Regions from separate parts of the Homo sapiens genome. Here region 2 is linked to region 1. The links are chromatin loops, found by intact Hi-C in ENCODE. Cell type or tissue: HepG2. All regions are shown on one strand. Each heading gives the region's core, and the rest is flanking DNA. Links, peaks and the distances in the headings are about the cores only. Region 1 overlaps LARS2 (leucyl-tRNA synthetase 2, mitochondrial). Region 2 has its middle 11 kb from the start of LIMD1.

What was found. Hi-C counts contacts between places; a loop is a spot of excess contacts. Peaks named below come from ENCODE experiments on the same cell type or tissue, not always from the same donor. Only the 100,000 strongest peaks of a DNase experiment are listed, where the experiment ranks them.
Region 2: it touches region 1 in a loop (2.2-fold over the local background); 18 of 110 quality-filtered maps call a loop at or near these places.

Annotation. Positions count from the first base shown.
Region 1 is chr3:45,530,852-45,540,556 of GRCh38, forward strand. All of the region lies in intron 20 of LARS2 (leucyl-tRNA synthetase 2, mitochondrial), which reads left to right. Among named protein-coding and RNA genes, the nearest start is that of LARS2-AS1, 26 kb to the left of the region's middle. In HepG2, for the core only: no CTCF peak of the experiment used is centred there; no DNase peak of the experiment used is centred there.
Region 2 is chr3:45,579,109-45,588,813 of GRCh38, forward strand. No RefSeq gene overlaps it. Among named protein-coding and RNA genes, the nearest start is that of LIMD1, 11 kb to the right of the region's middle. In HepG2, for the core only: no CTCF peak of the experiment used is centred there; a DNase peak (open chromatin) is centred at 4,193; H3K4me3 peaks cover 472 bases.

The sequences.
Region 1 (9,705 bases), core at 962-8,961:
CTTCTCACCTGTTTATTTTTCTCAGCAAAACTCTGCATAATTTGTTAAGTTTCCCCAAAATCACCATGACATTTCAATTGAAATGTGGTTAAACTTAGAATTAATTCAGGAAGGTTTCACATCTTTACCTCATCCAAACTTTCATCCTAGCTCATGGTCTGTCTCAAGTATTTTCTTTTCTTTTGTGTTCTTGTAGAATAGAATCTCTTTCTGCTATATTTTCTGACTGATAATGGCTGGCATATTTTTCTTCTGTAAAACCACATTGACACCAACATTTGTTTTATTTCAGTTAAGATTTATTGTGAGTTGATAGTCTTCTTAATGTTGTCAAATAAAGGTTAATACCATGGAAATCTGATCAGTTAAGAAAAATATATGTAGACTGATAAAAAACTATAAGAAAGAATTAATCTATTAATCTAATAGATTAATCCAAGTAACATGAATCCTCTGGAATATATGAGGAAAATAACTCATTATTTTCTTAGTATAATTGATTTTTTAAATCTTTTAAATTTTTTTAAATTTATTTTTATTTTTTGAGGCAGGGTCTCACTCTGTTGTCCAGGCTGGAGTACAGAGGCACAATCTGGGCTTATTGCAGCCTTGACCTCCTGGGCTCAAGCAGACCTCGTGCCTCAGCCTCCCAAGTAGCTGGGACTGTAAGCACATGCCCCTACGCCCGGCTAATTTTTGTATTTTTTCTTTTTATAGAGATGGTGTCTCACTGTGTTGCCCAGGCTAGTCCTGAGCTCCTGGGCTCAAGCAGTCCTCCCTCCTTGGCCTCCCAAAGTGCTGGGATTATAGGCATGAGCCACTGCACCCAGCCTACTGTCCTTTTAAAAAGATGTAATTGAGAAAAATTGCATATATTTATGGTGTACAATGTGTTGTTTTGATATATGTACACATTGTGGAATGATTAAACCAAGGTAATTAGCATATCCATCACCTCACACATATCATTTGTTGTGATGGGAATGTTAAAAATCTACTCTCTTAGCAATTTTCTACTAAATAATGCATTGCTATTAACTGTAGTCACCAGGATGCACAGTAGATCTCCAGAACTTATTCCAATGGCATATAATTTTTTAAATTTTTATTTGCATATTTGTTTTCTATCCTAATTCCCTACTGATCTTACTTTAACAGGTAAAATCCTCTTAGATTTTCTAGGATTCTATGATCAGCAAATAAGGATGTTTTCTTCTTCTAATAGTTATGCCATGGTGTCTGATTATTTTCTTTATTATACTTTTTAGAAAACCCTATGCAGTGTTAAAGAATGCTGGCTACAGGCAGTCAGGTCTTATTTCCAGATATAAATGCAACAAACGCTTCCCTGGTTAGATGTGATGTTGGCTGTTGGTTTGGGATGGATAGTCTCTGTCATGTTAAGGAAGCAGCCTTCTGGTTTTGTTTATCAGCACTCATATTAGGAATGGGAGTTATATTTTACTTAATGCCTATTGTCCAGTTGTTGAGGTGATGTATTATTTGCTTTTAATTTTCCCTTTTGCCCTTTAGATATGATTTATGTTCAGTTAATTGATTGCCTAATATTGAGATATCCTCAGATAAATTCATATTGACCATGTCATGGTAGACTTAATATACCATTAAATTCTGTTTGGGAAAAAAAATCTATTTGCAAAAAAATCTATTTGCTGGGGTTATATAGAATTTTGCAGTTATTTTACTAAGACTAGCTTTTTCTCAATATGCATTGTTAGGTTAGTGAAAGAGGGTTTCACTGACTTCACAGAGGGAATGAGTTGCCTCTGTCTTTTTTTATTTTTTTTGAGACAGAGTCACACTGTGTCGCCCAGGCTGGAGTGCGGTGGTGCCACCTCAGCTCACTGCAACTTCCGCCTCCCGGGTTCAAGCAGTTCTTGTGCCTTAGCCTCCTGAGCAGCTGGGATTACAGGCACGTGCCACCATGCCCGGCTAATTTTTGTGTTTTTAGTAGAGACGAGGTTTTGCCATGTTGGCCAGGCTGGTCTCAAACTCCTGACTTCAGGTGGTCCGCCCACCTCAGCCTCCCAAAGTGCTGGGATTACAGGTGTGAACCACAGCGCCCGGCCACCTCTTTTTACTGTGTTACAGCAGACTTCAGGACAAGATCTTAACTTGTTCCTTGCTGAATAGACAGACACCCTTAAGGGAGGGAGGTATTAGGCCCTGACAAGCTGCAGCCATATTATATTATATTTTGCAGACTTTTATTATCTTCTTAAGCAGGAAACATGGCTCTTTCATTTAGCTTTGGTGGTCACATTAAGTCTTTTTTTTTTTTTTTTTTTTTTTTTTTGAGATGGAGTCTTGCTCTGTCGCCCAGGCTGGAGTGCAGTGGCGCGATCTCGGCTCACTGCAAGCTCCGCCTCCCGGGTTCACACCATTTGCCTGCATCAGCCTCCTGAGTAGCTGGGACTACAGGCCCCCGCCACCATACCCAGCTAATTTTTTGTATTTTTAGTAGAGACGGGGTTTCACCATGTTGGTCAGGATGGTCTCGATCTGACTTCGTGATCCGCCCGCCTCGGCCTACCAAATTGCTGGGATTACAGGCGTGAGCCACTGCGCCGGCCCCACATTAAGTCTTTTAAGTAGCCTGCTGTTAATTCTGTCGTAGTCTTTTCTATAAAACAATACTGATCCAATTTGTGATAAACTCACCCACTCTCATCGCAGAATATATATTTCGCCCGTTCATCTTCCTTCTTTGGCCCACTTTATCTGTCTACCTCCTTCATTTTGTTTCTCCCAGGAAGGACTGATGTAAATGGGATTTTCAGAAACTCCCTCCAGCATGCCCCTCTCTGCATCTGGAATACAGGGGTCAGAGGATCTACTCTGTCTAGGGTCCTTCCTCTCCCTGGCAGGTCTTATGGTAGTGTACACTGTGGTTTGCCTCTATCAGTCTGTCCTTCATTTCTGTGACCAGATCTCCAACAGGACATGTTCTAAAGAAGTGTGGTAGAAACTAGCCCATTTCAAACTTTGCACCGTGATTTTTCTACACGTCACCCCACTGGGGCTTTTGTGATCAGTTTTATAATAAAGAGTGGATCTAGATTGAACCTTAGTTTTGCTACAGTGTTTCATTCAGTCATTCCATAAACATTTATTGAGCGTGTACTATGTGTCAGGCAGTGTTCTAGGCATTTGTAGGAAAGCGGGAGAGAGCAGTTGGAGCAGTGGACATTGTGTTCATTTCAGTTGCAGTCCTCCCTGAAGTTTTACAGATCTATAGCAACTCATTTTTTTTCAGTTCAAAGAAGCAGTGGGAAACCTATGTCTCCTGCTCTCCCCCATGAGATGTGTATTGTTTTTTCCTGAATGAGCAGCTGGGGACATAGCCCAGGCAAGTGAGGAGTCGTATGTACCAGGAATGTCCCCCTAGGTCATTACTCATGGGTATTAGGTGCCCCCAGGAGAGAATGGGGAAATGATGCCTCCTGCCTCTCCCAGCATCTGAGGAGGGTTAATGTAACAGAGTGTTGAAAGTCCTTTGCAGACAGAAGCACTATATTGTGATAGGGCCTTAATATTGTCTTCTCAGACTGTCAAGTCATTCCTGTCCCAAGGATCTGGGACAGCTTTTATGCATATTTCATTTTTTCTAAAACACTTACCTTTCATATACCTTCAGTTTTATTCCTGCATCTTAGAAAGATAACTCCAGAATGACTAAAGAAAACATGGTCCACCAAGGTGGCATGTCAGAAATGACCATTCCTAGAGTTCCCCTGAGAGGCTGATTTTCAAAGAAGTTCTCCCCAAAGAGCAACAGAATTGAGATCTATATCTTAAGGGAGATGTGAAGTCCTCTTGGCATAATGGCCATTATTGCCCTGGATAAAAAGCAAACATTTTAGAGACGCCGAAAGTACTTAGAACCTAACAGTCCTCTATCAATTGCTTAAAGAGTAAACAGAGACCTTTTATAAGAAACAGACCCAGCGTCTTGGCAGTTTGCAAACAGGATGAGGAAATCTTTTTTTCCTTCCTGAAGCTTCGGATCTGAGAAGCTAAAGACACCACATCTGAATTCACAAAGTTTCTTTTGTTTACCATAATATTGTCCTATCTAGATGAGGGTGGTAGCTGCTTGCCTAGGGAAATTTTGAGTATTTGGAGCCACTGACACTGTTTCTAGACAAAAGACTCAAGGGTTCCTTTGCTGGTCAACAGTAAAAGAGCAGAAAATCATCTAACAGGCACACTGGCTCACTCTTGTAATCCCAGCACTTTGGGAGGCCGAGGCAGACAGATCACCTGAGGTCAGGAGACCAACCTGGCCAACATGGTAAAACTCTGTCTCTACTAAAAAAATACAAAAACTTAGCCAGGCGTGGTGGCACATGCCTATAATCCCAGCTACTCAGGATGGGCTGGGGCAGAAGAATCGCTTGAACCTGGGAGGTGGAGGTTGCAGTGAGCTGAGATTGTGCCACTGCACTCCTGCCTGGGCGACAGAGTGAGAATCTGTCTCAATTAAAAAAAAAAAGAAAAGAAAAGAAAAGAAAGAAAGAAAGAAAATCACCAAACAGCGAGCTCCTTGGTGGTGCTCGTGTTGGAGACGTAATTTCACCATCCTGAAAAATGACCCAACAGGCAACAGCTTGGATGGATCTTAGGGGAATATGCTGATTGAAAGAAGCTAATCACTAAAGCAATCTACCATATTATTCCATTTATATAACAGTCCTGAGATAACACAATTGTAGAGATGGAGAACATATTCATGGTTGCCATGGGTTAGGAGTTGTGGGTGGTGGCCATAAAAGAGTGGCGCTAGGGAGCCTTGTGATGATGGAACTCTTCTGGCTCTTGGCTGTGTTAACTGATGGTGGTTACATGAAACTACACATGGTTATGCTAAGTTACACACACACACACACACACACCCCCACACCCACATACACACACATTAGTTATTAAACTGATGGAATCCAAATAAGCTCTGTGGATTGCATTCATGTCAACTTCCTGGTTTTGATATTGTGATATAATCATGCCAGCTGTGACCATTGGAGGAGGCTGGGTGAAGGGTGCACAGGACCTCACATAGGACCTCCTGAACATTTCTTTGTAACTTCCTGTGAATCTATAATTATTGCAGAATAAAGGATTTTTTAAATTGCCTTTCTAAACTCATAAGTCTTGAGTGTTGAGATTCTAATTCTGGAAAATAATATAGACTATGAGAGGAAGGAAGGGAGGAAGGAATTTATTTCCAATTGAAAGTTTTATTTTTTATTTTTATTTGTTTATTTTTTGAGACAGGGTCTCACTCTGTTGCCCAGGCCTGAGTGCAGTGGCATGATCACAGCTCACTGCAACCTCAACCTCTCAGGCTCAGGTGATCCTCCCGCCTCAGCCTCCTGAGGAGCTGGGACGTAGGCATGCACCACCACATCTGGCTAATTTTTTATTTTTTTGTAGAGACTAGGGCCTAGGCTAGTCTTGAACTCCTGGGCTTAAGTGATACCTCCACCTCAGCCTCTCAAAGTGCTAGGATTATAGGCGTGAGCCACCACACCTGGTCTGAAGAAGGTTTTAACACCTACACATACACACACACCTAACCAGATCCAACCATTCATCTTACTACTGTCTGAGGCAGGCATTCCTCCTGCTGTGTGTGGCAGAGTACGTGGAATGTGCCTGCAGGAGCACTCGGAGCCCTGGCTGGCCTGTCCTCAGGGCACTGCTCCTGGGGAGTGAACTCACTTCTGTATGTGCCCAGCTTCGGGAGAAAAGTGCCTACAACCATCTGCAGAAAATCTGTCCAGTTTCCAGTGTGCCTCTCTGGGCTTCTTGAAGCAAAGCGAAACCTAATTTTTAAATTGAAAAGCATGTCTATACGTGTTTTGTAAAGCATTCAACGTTACAAGAGAGTGTGTCCTAAGCTGTCACTCAGTTGCTTCCCAGAGAACCTTTGTCACCAATGCTATGTTTAATCTGACAGAAGCATGTGGTGGATGGATGTGACATGTCTACCTTTATAGAGATGTTAACATCCTATACAAACATTTTTTGCTCTTACTGTTCTTTAGAGTAGTTCTGTATCAACACTATTCCATTCTTTTTTTAACAGAGATAGGGTGTCCTAACCAGTGAATGTAGTGATGGGCATTTGGGTGATGGTCCTTCTTTTGCTCTGTGTGTGTGTGTGTGTGTGTGTGTGTGTGTCTTTGTCTTTGTGTGCCTCTTTGAGATTAGTCCCTTGTCCAAAATATGTTATTTAAAATAAGTAAGATCTCCTTAACATTTCTGTTTCTCTGGCCATTTTTATAGTTCTGTGTGACTTTTCCTTCTCAATATTTGCCTCTGGTGTGTGACTCGTGATCTCCAAGTAATCCATCAGCACCTTAATTTTGAGAGCACAGTGAGAGAGCCTTTACGTCCCTTAGGGATTCTGAAGGAATTCTCCCTCTTGAGGTCTCAGTCCACAAATCTATTTTTCTTCATAAAATAATTTGGGATGACTTTCTTTGTAGCTTTTTATAAAAAGTGGTTGTGAAATGTAGCTATTGTGTTTTGCTGTCTTTACACTGTACTCATTAACTTCAACAAAATTATAAACGTAAAAATCATGTAAAAGTATGTGTGATAATTACAGGGGAGAATAAGATACCCACTGATGCTCTGATAGTTTTTTATACATGAATGTGTGTGCTGTGTAGATGTTGCTGTTTCAAAATACTGTCAATGAAATTATTTCTCTGTGTAAAGGATAAAGCAAAGTGGCCTCCTTCCTATTCACTTCCTTGGAATTGCCAAGGCTACATGAGGCATAGCAGGGATCGGACGCCGCAGAGTCCCTGACTCTTCCCCCCTGGTGTGTCTATGAGTGCAGGGGTGAGGAGATGAGGTGGAGGCAGGCCTGAAGATGGCCACCAGGAGAGGACTGCCATCCACAGAAGCCATGATCACTCTGGGGTGCCATGGTGACATGGTGACCTCACCACCTCTCAGTGGGAAGAGGAGGCTTGTTTCGGTTATTCTGCAGGAAAGTCTGCAATAGTAGCTCTCTCAGAGGAGGGGAAGGAAGGGGGTGGGCTGTGGGCCATAGCCGACCTTGTCAGGTAGGCTTGTGTGCCAGGGCCTTGCCACTTCCCAGCCTGTGTTTAGACTGTGTGTCCTGAAGGCCAGCTCTCCACCTGACCTCTCCCCTTGGCATTACCACATAAAGGAATCATTGTATTTTCCACGCAAGTGTTAGGTATTCTTACTTCCCTAAAATGAGCAAGGAGGCGAAAACGCTACATAAAAACCAGGGTCCTGAGTTTCTGTTCCTCACTGCTGAACAGGATGGCCCCACTCCCATCTATATGGAAATGTTGGCAGGGGCCCAGGCTACTATAAATAAGCATCCTGACTGCTCCAGGAAGGCTGGGCTTCCTCATTTTTTTTAAAGTGGAATTTGTAACAGCTTCTGCCCAGAACATTTGTGTCCAAGGTCCTTTCATCTCCCAGGCATCCTGTACAACTGCCATACGGAGGTTTTGGAAATCTTCCCGCTGCAGCTGGGTCACAGGACAAGCCACACAGGACCAGCTCACTAAAAGAAGTGATGATCTCTCTTCTGTGACCTCCGTCTCATATTCAGATGTGAGTTTTAATAGGATTCCATCTGAGGAACAAGCAGGAATCTTCTTTCTCCTTCTGCCAAAAGGCACATCTGTTAGACACAGAATAGGTTCATTAGCAAGCGCAAAAGCCCCGGGCCACAGGAACCATCTGGGCAGCAGGAATCTGTCTTTCATACCACATGATCCTCAGCTCCTAAGGAGTCTTCACTTCCCTCAGGCTGACTGGCAACACAGGGTTACAGCAAGAGTGCCAGGTAGTAAAACATGGAAAGCTACAACAAATAAGGCTATGGCACTGGCACAAGAACCAAGACAGGTCAACAGAACAGAATGGACTGATGGACAGTGCAAGTCAGAGCGGTCGGTGGAACTCTCAGTTCCAGTCCACAACAAGATAAGGAGCTTGTGCTAGCTCCTAAGTCAGCTGTGTCACCGAGGACACCGCTGAGTTAGGCTACCATTTTTTTTCCCTCTCAATGAAGGAGGTGATGTGTTGATTTACATTCTGGCCCAAGTTATTTACCTTATGGCAAACAGGCACTTTGAGTAGCTCAGAAGTGAACAGTTTTTGAAACAGTCCCTGGTATAATACTTGAAAGAAAAATCACAAACCAATAGGGAAGGGAAGATATATTCAACAAATTGGGTTTGGAAAGTTGACCATGTTATTTTTTTTTAAATAATGTTTTTTCACAGTAAACACAAAAGAAATTACTAATAGATTTGAAAGTTAAATGGAGAAGAAAATGAAATCATGAAAAGAACCTAAAAGAAAAATCTTAAACTGATCTCACAGGACGAAAAAATGTTAAATATTTTTTCAAATTAAAAAAGTAATAAAATATCCCTTGTAGAAAATCTGTAACATAGTCTTTAAAAAAGAAAGAGAAGGCTGGGCACAGTGGCTTATGCCTGTAATCCCAGCACTTTGGGAGGCTGAGGCAGGCGGATCGCTTGAGGCCAGGAGTTTGAGACCAGCCTGGCCAACATGGTAAAACCCTGTCTCTACTAAAAATACAAAAATTAGCCAGGCGTGGTGGTGCACACCTATAGTCTCAGCTACTCAGGAGGCTGAGGCACAAGAATCGCTTGAACCTGGGAGGCAGAGGTTGCAGTGAGCCAAGATCTTACCACTGCACTCCAGCCTGGATGACAGAGTGAGACTCTGTCTCAAAAAAAGAAACAAAGAGAAATTACCCATACTTCTACTCCCCAGAGATACTACTTTGATTTATTTACTACCAATGTTATTACTATTTTATTGCAACTGATATTATTACTATTTCCTTCCAATCTGTTCATATAAAATTTTTATTAAACTAGGGTCCTATTATATATATAATTGTGTGTCATTCTTTGCCATGAAATTAAATATCATTTTAAAACATGGGAAAAAAGAACATACAAAACTGTATTTACAGCATGATCTTGTGGTGGTGGTGGTGTTTTGTAGAGTTGCTTTATATATACAAATAGTTATTAAATACATTAAATTACTATATTTTAAAATAAGTTTAAAATGCTATCTGGGGTTGGGTGCGGTGGCTCACGCCTGTAATCCCAGTGCTTCGGGTGCATCACCTGAGATCAGGAGTTCGAGACCAACCTGGCCAACATGATGAAACCCCATCTCTACTAAAAATACAAAAAATTAGCCAGGCATGGTGGCAGGCGCCTGTAACCCCAGCTACTCAGGAGGCTGAGGCAGGAGAATCGCTTGAACCTGGGAGGCAGAGGTTGCAGTGAGCCAAGATCGCGCCACTGCACTCCAGCCTGGATGACAGAGTGAGACTCTGTCTCAAAAAAAAAAGTTAAAAATGCTATCTGGCTGAACGTGACTTTTATTTTTATATTTTGGGCCTTTCCAAATTTTCTGCAAGGAGTGTGTACACTACATTTGTCATCAAGGAAGATAAAACAAAAAGTTGTCATTCACAACCCAGTGTTATTGGGGCTGGTTTTGGTGGAATTGACTCCCTCTGTCACAAACTCAGCTTCAGCCCATACCCTGAGCCATAGACCTATCCCTCTAATGCATTGTACTAGTCTCAGGGCTAATAACAAGGGAGAGGTGTCAAAGGGCCAGTTCCACCTCCAC
Region 2 (9,705 bases), core at 856-8,855, 48 kb after region 1:
ATATAACTATATATATATAACTATAACTATAATTATTATCACTCCACCATCAGCAAGCTTTGAGGTTATTTCAGGATTCTGCTATCACTCAGTACTACTATGAAAATTCTGTACCTGTCTCTGAAGGCATGAGTTTCTCTGGGGATAGCTGCAGGAGTGGAATAGCTGGGTGAGGTCCACGTGCATGCTCTACAAAATGACTATTTCCAAAGTGTTCTGGCAATGGAGGAGAGCCTTCCTTGCTCCACATCCTCCACAACACTTGCTGTCACCTGGCTTTGTAGTCAGTGCTCCTTTGGTAGGTTTACAGTGGCAACTTCCTGTCTCCACATGCCAGTCCCAAAGGTGGGATCAGGTGTTTAGCTCCCTATGAGTCAGCTCCTGAGGCCGCCTTCTGGGAGTTGTTAGAGGGCCAAGGAGAACAACAGGGTCTTTGGTGCTGGAAGGAGTTGGGTCTGCCTTCCAGATCCCCCACCAATAGGCTGTGCTACCTTAGGTAAGTGCCATGACCTCACTGAGCTTCCATTTCTGCCAAATGAGGATGGCTCCTAACGTGCAGAGCTGTCAATGACGAATGCCCAACTGAAGATCTTGTAAAGCACCAAGCAGAGTGCAGTGGCTGTGGTTGTTCTGTTCTACCCTTTGCCTCTCATTCGTAATTTTGTCTCCAGGTTCTAGAACTGCCATACTTACGCCCTCTTGACACTGATTCCAGTTGTTCATTGCTAGGGTTTGAATGTGTCCTGCAAAGTTCAGGCAGGATCTTTAAGAGGCGATTAGGCCATGAAGGTTCTGTCCTCATGAATGGATTAATGCCGTCATTGTGAGAGTGGGTTAGTTATTGTGGGATTGGGTTCCTGATAAAAAGATGAGTTAGGCCCCCTTCCCTGCTCTCTTTCTTGCATGTGCTCTCTTGGCCTCTCACCTTCCACCAGAGGATGATGCAGCAAGAAGGTTCTGCCAGATGCTGGCTCCTTGACTTTGGACGTTTCAGCCTCCAGAACTGTAAGAAATACATTTCTTAAAAAAATTACCCAGCCTGTGGTATTCTGTTACTGCAACACAAACAGACTAAGACATCCATCTTGGCACATCTAAATGACAGTTGCTTCAAAGGTCTTTGTTTTGTTTCTGATGGATCAAGACAACTGCTCAAAGAACAGATCACTTGGGGAAGAATCTTATATAGCAAATTCCTCTATGGTTTTGCTGTCAGAGAAGAAAGCCTTGTGGCTCCATCTGATTCAGTGATGTGGTTGATCTGGGGCATATTTAAGTCTAAGTGACAAAGCTGGATTAGCAAAGGCTCTGCTAGGCTGGGTCTGTGTGTACATGGCCTTGATAGATATACTGGTTTGATGAAATGCAAATATCTGACAAAGACTATGGGAACACAAGCCTTCTTTGTCATGTTTTATTGCGATCTGGGGGGTCCTAACTCTTTTATAAGAGGGGGATAGGGAAGGAGAATGAAGGGGACTGAGTATTGGCCCTGAGCCAGTCCAGTCTGAGCTCAGGACTTTACTCACTGGATCTCAAGAAAGAGGTAGGTCTCTTACATCATCCTGAAAACAGAATGGGAGGTTTATTTCAGTGACTTCTCAGAAAGAAAAAAAAAATCAGTAGTTCTGCAATGGCTTTGTTTTCTGACTTTCTTATATAAAGGGATTTGGAGTGCTCAATTTTACTTATCATCAGAGAAATCAGATTAAACCACAATGAGATAACTCTTCACACCAACCAGAATGGTAAAATGAAAAGAATGGCAAAATCAAGTGTTGATGAGGATGTGGGAGAGCAAGAACTCTCCTTTGCTGATAGCAACTGTACAACCACTTTAGAGCCCTGGTTAGCCGGATCTATTACTAGGATCTACCAGTATGCTATGACCCAGCAATTCCCTTCTCATTGATATACCCAATAGAAATGTCTACATTAGTTCACCAACAGCCCTGCCCTATAGAATATTCACAGCAGGACTATTCAAAATAGCCCCAAAATGAGAACTATCCAAATGCCTGTTACAGTGGAATAGCTAAAGCATGGTACATCACACAATGGAATATTACACAGCCATAAAAATGCACACACTGCAATGACACACAACAATGTGAATGATTCTCACAAACATAATGTTGAACAAAAGAAACTGGACTCAAAATAATACATACTGTGTGATTCTAGTTACATGAAAAACAGAGATAGTCAAAACTGATATATGCATTTGGAAGTTAGGATAGTAGTTACCCTTGGGAAGGTGGTGGTTAGGTGAGGACACAGCGGGCTTCTAGGGTGCTGGTCAGGTGCTACTTCTTGATCTGGGTTCAGGTTGCACACAGGTATTCAGTTAATGAAAATCCATCATGCTATACTCTTTCCATATAACATACTTCTATCAAAAGTTAAAAAAAGATTGGCAGGTGGCTATTACCTTTAGCCTGCACCCAATGGAGGTCAACTCATAGGTGGGAAATTCATGGATTTGAAAACTTAGGTGCAGATAAGACCTCAGACATCATTCAGTACAGAGAGCAGACATTCAGGGATTAAATCCTTACTCCTCTATTTACCAGCTATGTGCCATTAGGCAATCTACTTAAACTCTCTGAACCTCCATTTCTCTATTTGTAAAATGGGATAATGGAATTTATCTAGGAGAGCTGTTATAAGGATTAAGGGCAAGAATGCAAACTCTTAGCCAGTGCTTAGCAAATGTCAACTATTATTAGCATGATTATTATCCAGTACAATATGCATTCATTCATTCATTCATTCACAATAATTAATTAAATACTGTACAAGATACCAGGGTGGGCAAGACACACCTGATCCTTACCCTCACAGAGCTTACAGTCTAGTCTGGCCTCTTCCTGGACCCACAGTAGTGTTGGAAACAGAAGACACGGTCCCCCCATTCAGGTTTGGCAGGCAAACATTCACTGATAGACACACTCTGGAAGTAGCTCTGGGAGCTTCAATAGCCTGGCAATCACTTGGATTATTTGGTTATGAGAGGTGGTGTGGTTTAGAGCCAGGCTGCCTGGGTTCAGATCCCAGATCCTCCACTTACGAGCTGTGGAATTTTTTTTTTCTAGCTGTGGAATTTTAGGCAAATTCTTTATCTCCCTTATGCCTATTTCCTCATCTGTGTAAAGGAGTAGATAACAGAACCTGTCTCGTGGGTTGTTGGGAAGATTTAACAGTGTAATCTATGTAGAGGATATAAAATGATGCTGGGTACAGAGTAGGTGCTATGATGTGTTAGTGGTCCTTGTTGATCTTGTTATAAATAATCAAGGATTCTCACACTGACCACAGCTAGATGACAACCCGCAGAGAGCCAGACAGACCTCCTTGGTGTCTGTGAAGAAATCCAAGTCACTCCAGCAGCACTGTGGAGTTCTCAAGAATATGCCTAACTCATGGGTGTCTACTCTACAGCCATGCTTGCACGGGTGTGAAATGGTTTGTAAGTCATCCCTTGCTATGGTTAACACAGTAGCAAAAGCACAGAAGCAGCCCAGATGTCTGTGAATAGGAGGTTGGTTAAAAAGTCCATGACTCACTCAAAGAAAGAAATATTAGCCCTAAGAAAGAACAAGGCAGCTGCATGTGAAATGATGTGAAAAGATTTCCAAGAATATTATTAAGTGCAAAAAGCAAGAGGCAGTGCATTTACTTCCTGTGTTTTAAAAAAACAAAACCAAAAAAGAATTGTACATGACCAGGTACTTCGGTAATGTGACTTTTGGTAATGTAGTTGGCTTTGGAGGGGACACTGGGGCATAGGAGTGGGAGGATACCTTCTTTTCACTGTATGTTCAGTTGTTCCTTTTGAATTTTAACCCATATGCATGTTTTATTTTTTAAAAGAGTAATCCAGTGACTAGGGCCAATTCAGAAATCAGCACTACAGTTCATTGTACTGTTAAACATCTTTTGCTGCTCTCTGAGCAGATGGCCCTGGGAGGGGTTGGGCCAGGGCCAGCGGGAAACCTCCCTCCCCTATGGGTGTATGGGGAGCCTGTGGCTAGGCACATGCCTCCAGCTGGGTCTGCTTGCATGGCCAAAGGGCTGGGGTGAAGAACTGAAGCTGGCAAAGACAGTGGGCTCCAGCAGCCTGGCAGAGGCCACACACACAGGACAAGGTCACGGTCCTAATATCTGGGTCTGGCCTTGGCACCTTTCCAGGGGAAAACTCATGGGACAAAGGCTCATTGCAAGCACCAGGAAAGGGCCTCCATTGCAGCTGCTTCTCTTCATTCATGGGGCAATTCCACAGTGGACCTTGGGGCCAGAGAAGACCAATCTGTTCTGGAAACAGATTTGGAGGGGCCAGTGTTTTCCTGGCCTGCTCTGGGCCATCAGTGGAATGGAAAGAGCCCAAAGGAACCTTAATTCTTAATTCTTCGTCCATGTGCTCAGCTGAAATATAAAGATTCTTTTCAGAGCCCTCCCTGAAGTAGCCCTCCAGCTTTGGGACACACACAGCATTGTGTGCAGAGACATTTCCTATAGCCAAGCAAAAGCGACAGAGAGGCCCTTTCAGTTTGCTGCAAAATAAGCAGGGCTCTGTCCCAAGACAGGCGGCCTTTGCCTCATGGGCCCCTTGGTAATTCATAGGCTGCCTGAGCTCCATTTACTGCCTACAGTCTATTAGACTAGGGCTTTTCAAATGCCCTTTAGCCAACAATTCTTTATATATATCGATATGAAAAACATATATATATGCGTGCAAACAGATTTTTGTTTTTTTAGACAGAGTCTTGCTTTATTACCCAGGCTGGAGTGCGGTGGCGTGCTGCAGCCTTGCTCTCCCAGGCTCAAGTGATCCTCCTACCTCAGCTTGCCAAGTAGCTGGGACCACAGGTATGCAACACCATGCCTGGTTATTTATTTATTTATTTATTTATTTATTTTTTGAGACAAGGTCTCACTACGTTTCCCAGGCTGGTCTCAAACTCCTGGGCTCAAGCAATCCTTCCACCTTGACCTCCCAAAGTGTTAGGATTGCAGGTGTGAGCCACTGTGCCCAACTGTAAACAGATATTCTAAACTCAGATATCTTTTATACACACACAGACACACATACACACACACACATATATATATATATGTAGTCATACTTTTTTTTTTTTTTGAGATGTAACCTCACTCTGTCACTCAGGGTAGAGTGCAGTGGCGTGATCTCAGCTCACTGCAACCTCCGCCTCCCCGGTTCAAGCGATTCTCCTGTCTCAGCCTCCCAAGTAGCTGGGATTGCAGGCGCCCACCACCACGCCCACCTAATTTTTGTATTTTTAGTAGAGACAGGGTTTCACCATGTTGGCCAGGCTGGTCTCAAACTCCTGACCTCAAGTTATCCACCTGCCCTGGCCTCTCAAAATGCTGAGATACAGGTGTGAGCCAACGTACCTGGCCTATATGTAGTCATATTCTTAATTAAGCTATATATCACTAATATTCATCAAATATGATATATAAAAGATTAAGTATTTGGTACAAAGTGTTCAAACAAGATCTATAGAAGGTTTGCAGAGACATACAAATTTATAAGAGTAACAATACAGCCTCTCTTCTTTTTTTTTTTTTTTGAGGTGGAGTTTTACTCTTGTTGCCCAGGCTGGAGTGCAATGGCGCAATCTTGGCTTACTGCAACCTCCACCACCCGGGTTCAAGCAATTCTCCTGTCTCAGCATCCCAAGTAGCTGGGATTACAGGTGCATACCACCATTCCCGGCTAATTTTTGTATTTTTAGTAGAGATGGGGTTTCATCATACTCGTCAGGCTGGTCTCGAACTCCTGACCTCAGGTGATCCACCTGCCTCAGCCTCCCAAAGTGCTGGGATTACAGGCATGAGCCACCGTGCCTGGCCCTCTCTTCTCTGTTTTTCCAAATCTGGGTCACCATTTAGCCCAATTAATTTCTTCTACTTATAGACGGCAACACCACACCAGTGCTCCCTTTTCCGATGCGATCAATTTACCACACATTTGGGGGGGCCCCTACCATGTGCCAGGCACTGTTCTAGGTTCCTGGGATACAGCAATGAACCAAATGGTCAAAGATCCATGGCCTTGTGGGGTCTGCATCCTAGTGAGGTGACAGACAGCAAACAAGTAATGAAACAGATGTTCACTGTGTGTCATGTAGGGAGAGGGATAGAGAGAAGGGTGTAAGGAAGGACATCCCAAGGAGATGACTGCTGAGTGGAGACCTGGGGGTTGTGAGGGAGGGATTCGCGTGGATATCTGGGACAGTGGGTTCGAGGCAGAGGAATGGCTACCCTCTTGCCCACTCTAGATACACTGCACTCACTCGACAAAAGCCAGCCCTAGTTAGACCCAATTCTCCACCTACTCCATACCCACATCTGTGCAGCTGAACCCTGGCTAGAGAAAAACATGCCACTGTGTTGGCTGGCCTCACTGAGACCCATGCCCAGAATCTTGGGGTGGGGCGCCTTCATGCTTCCCTGGGCCATTCATCCTCCCACTCCCCGGACAACCAATTCCCATGGCAACTTTGCCAGCCTCCCTCTCAGATGCCTTCCTTACTTGCTTATGTCACCAAGAAAATTAAAGCAATCAGAAGAGTTACCACTCTAAGATTCCAACACCTCATGTACTTACCTACCTGATTCTTGTCCAAAACCTTCCTTCCTGTTACTATGGATGAAACATGCATTGAAGTCCAATCCCTCTCTGCTACTCAAGGAAAACTCTCTCCTCTCCCTTCTACATTAGCAATGCTCCTCTCCCATGTCCCTATCTCACTGGGTCATTCCCACCAGTGTTGAAACATGCCCTACCACCTCCTACTATTTATTTATTTATTTGAGACAGGGTCTTGCTCTGTCTCCCGGGCTGGAGTGCAGTGTCATGATCACAGCTCACTGCAGCCTCCACTCCCAGGCTCAAGCAATCTTCCCACCTTAGCTTCCTAGGTAGCTGGGACTAGAGGCGCACGCCACCATTCCTGGTTAATATTTGTATTTTCTGTAGAGACAGGGTTTCATCATGTTGCCCCGGCTGGGCTCAAACTCTTGGGCTCATGTGATCCTCCTACCTTGGCCTCCCAAAGTGCTGGGATTACAGGTGTAGGCCACCACTCCCAGCCAATCTCCCACATTTTTAATTAATTAATTAATTAAAATGTAATTTTTTTTTTTGAGATGGGGTCTTGCTGTCGCCCAGGCTGGAGTGCAGTGGTGTGATCTTAGCTTACTGCAACCTCTGCCTCCCGGGTTCAAGCAACTCTCCTGTCTCAGCCTCCTGAGTATCTGGGACTATAGGCGCACGCCACTGTGCCTGGCTGAGTTTTGTATTTTTAGTAGAGATGGGATTTTTCACCATATTGGTCTCAAACTCTTGACCTCAGATGATCCACCCGCTTCAGCCTCCCAAAGTGCTGGGATTACAGGCGTGAGCCACCGTGACCTGCCTATTTTTTTTTCTAGAGATGGAGTCTCATTCTGTCACCCAGGCTAGAGTGCAGTGGCATGATCTTGGCTCACTGCAACCTCCACCTCCCAGGCTCAAGCGATTCTCCTGCCTCAGCCTCCCAAGTGGCTGGGATTACAGGTGTGCGCCACTATGCCCAGCTAATTTTTGTATTTTTAGTAGAGATGGGGTTTCACCATGTTGGCCAGGCTGGTCTCAAACTCCTGGCCTCAAGTGATCCACCTGGCTTGGCCTCCCAAAGTGCTGGGATTACAGGCGTGAGCCACCGCACCTGGCCCACATTTTAAACAAATTGAAAAACCCTCTCTTCATGGCACTTTTCCCTCTAATTCACTTTACCCAACAAAACTCCTAGAAAGAGTTGCATAGATGGCTGTCTCCGTCTCTCCTTGCACTTGTTCTTCTTCTGGTCTCTGCTCAGGTGTCACTTGCTCAGTGGGACCTTCCCTGACCCTTGTGTTTAAAATTGCACCCCTCCCTATGTCCTCTTTCCTGCTTCATTTTTCACCATAGCTCCCATCCCTTTCTAATATGTACTGTAAGGCATGCACCTATTCTGTTTATTGTCCATCCTCCCCACTCAAATGTACTAGAATGGAAGTCCAAATAGGACAGGGATGTTCATCTGTTTTGTCCACTGCTGTATCCCCAGCACCTAGGAAAGGGCCCGGGGCATTACAGGTGCTCAGTACCATTTGTTCTGTGAGTGAATGCATGATAAGGGCAAGGGCAAGGAACAGCAAAGAAGTCCATGTGTCTGAATGGAGCAAGAGGAAAGGATAGTGGAAAATTTGGAGGCAGAGGAGGCAAGGCACCAGATCACATAGAGCCAAGGAAAGGATCTAAGTGTGGTTCAGGATGCCATTGGAGGGTTTGCACTAGGGAAAGCCATGATCTGACTGATGTTACTGAGATTCTGGGCAGGTCAAGTAAAAAAAATTCACATTCCATGAGTGTGTCCCTGTGGCAGGCAGTTTTTGTATCTGTGTATCATGAACAATTGTCCTGCCTCAGCCTAAAGCTTTCCTAAAGGAAAGCTGGGTGTCGAAAATGGTACCTGTTGCACAGGCAGGGCCATGGGAAGGAATGATCACTGCTTTGCAGGGGCTCCATGCTTTACAGCTTGCTATGGACTGAATGTTTATGCCCACTGCCCCAACATTCATATGTTAAAATCCTACCGCCCAAAGTAATGGTATTAGAAGGTGGGACTTTGGGGCCGGGCACGGTGGCTCACACCTGTAATCCCAGCACTTTGGGAGGTTGAGGCAGGCAGATCATGAGGTCAGGAGATCGAGACCATCCTGGCCAACATGGTGAAACCCTGTCTCTACTAAAATACAAAAAAATTAGCCGGGTGTGGTGGTGTGCGCCTATAGTCCCAGCTACTCGGGAGGCCGAGGCAGGGGAACTGCTTGAACCCGGGAGGTGGAGGTTGCAGTGAGCCAAGATCACGCCACTGCACTCCAGCCTGGCGACAGAGCGAGACTGTATCTCAAGAAAAAAAAAAAAAAAAAAAGAAGGTCATGAGGGTAGAGCCCTTATGAATGGAATTAGTGCCATTAAAAAAGAGGCCTGAGGGAGCTTGGTCACCCTTCTACCATGTGAGGACACAGGCAGAAGGTACCATCTATGAACCAGAGAGCAGGTCCTCACCAAACACCCATTGACAAAAGGAGTCAAACTCTGTAAAATATTTGAAGAGATTTATTCTGAGCCAAATATGAGCAACCATGGCCTGTGACACAGCCCTCAGGAGATCCTGAGAATATGTGCCCAAGGTGGTTGGGGCGCAGCTTGGTTTTGTACATTTTAGGGAGATGTGAGACATCAATCAAATACATTTAAGATATATATTGGTTGCATCCAGAGAGGTGGGACAACTCAAAGAGGGGGGTGGTGGGGGTGAGGGCTTCCAGGTTATAGGTAGATTAAAAATTTTTCTAACCAACAATTAGTTGAAATAGTTATCAATATAAAAAAAGTCTAGGTTGTGATAAGAGACTGTGGAGACCAAAGTTTCATCATGCAGATGAAGCCTCCAGGTAGCAGGCTTCAGAGAGAATAGATTGTTGGGCTGGGTGCAGTGGCTTATGCCTGTAATCCCAGTACTTTGGGAGGCTGAGGTGGGTGGATCACCTGAGGTCAGGAGTTTGAGACCAGCCTAGCCAACATGGAGAATCCCTAGCTCTACTAAAAATACAAAAAGTTAGCTGGGCGTGGTGGCGTGTGCCCGTAAT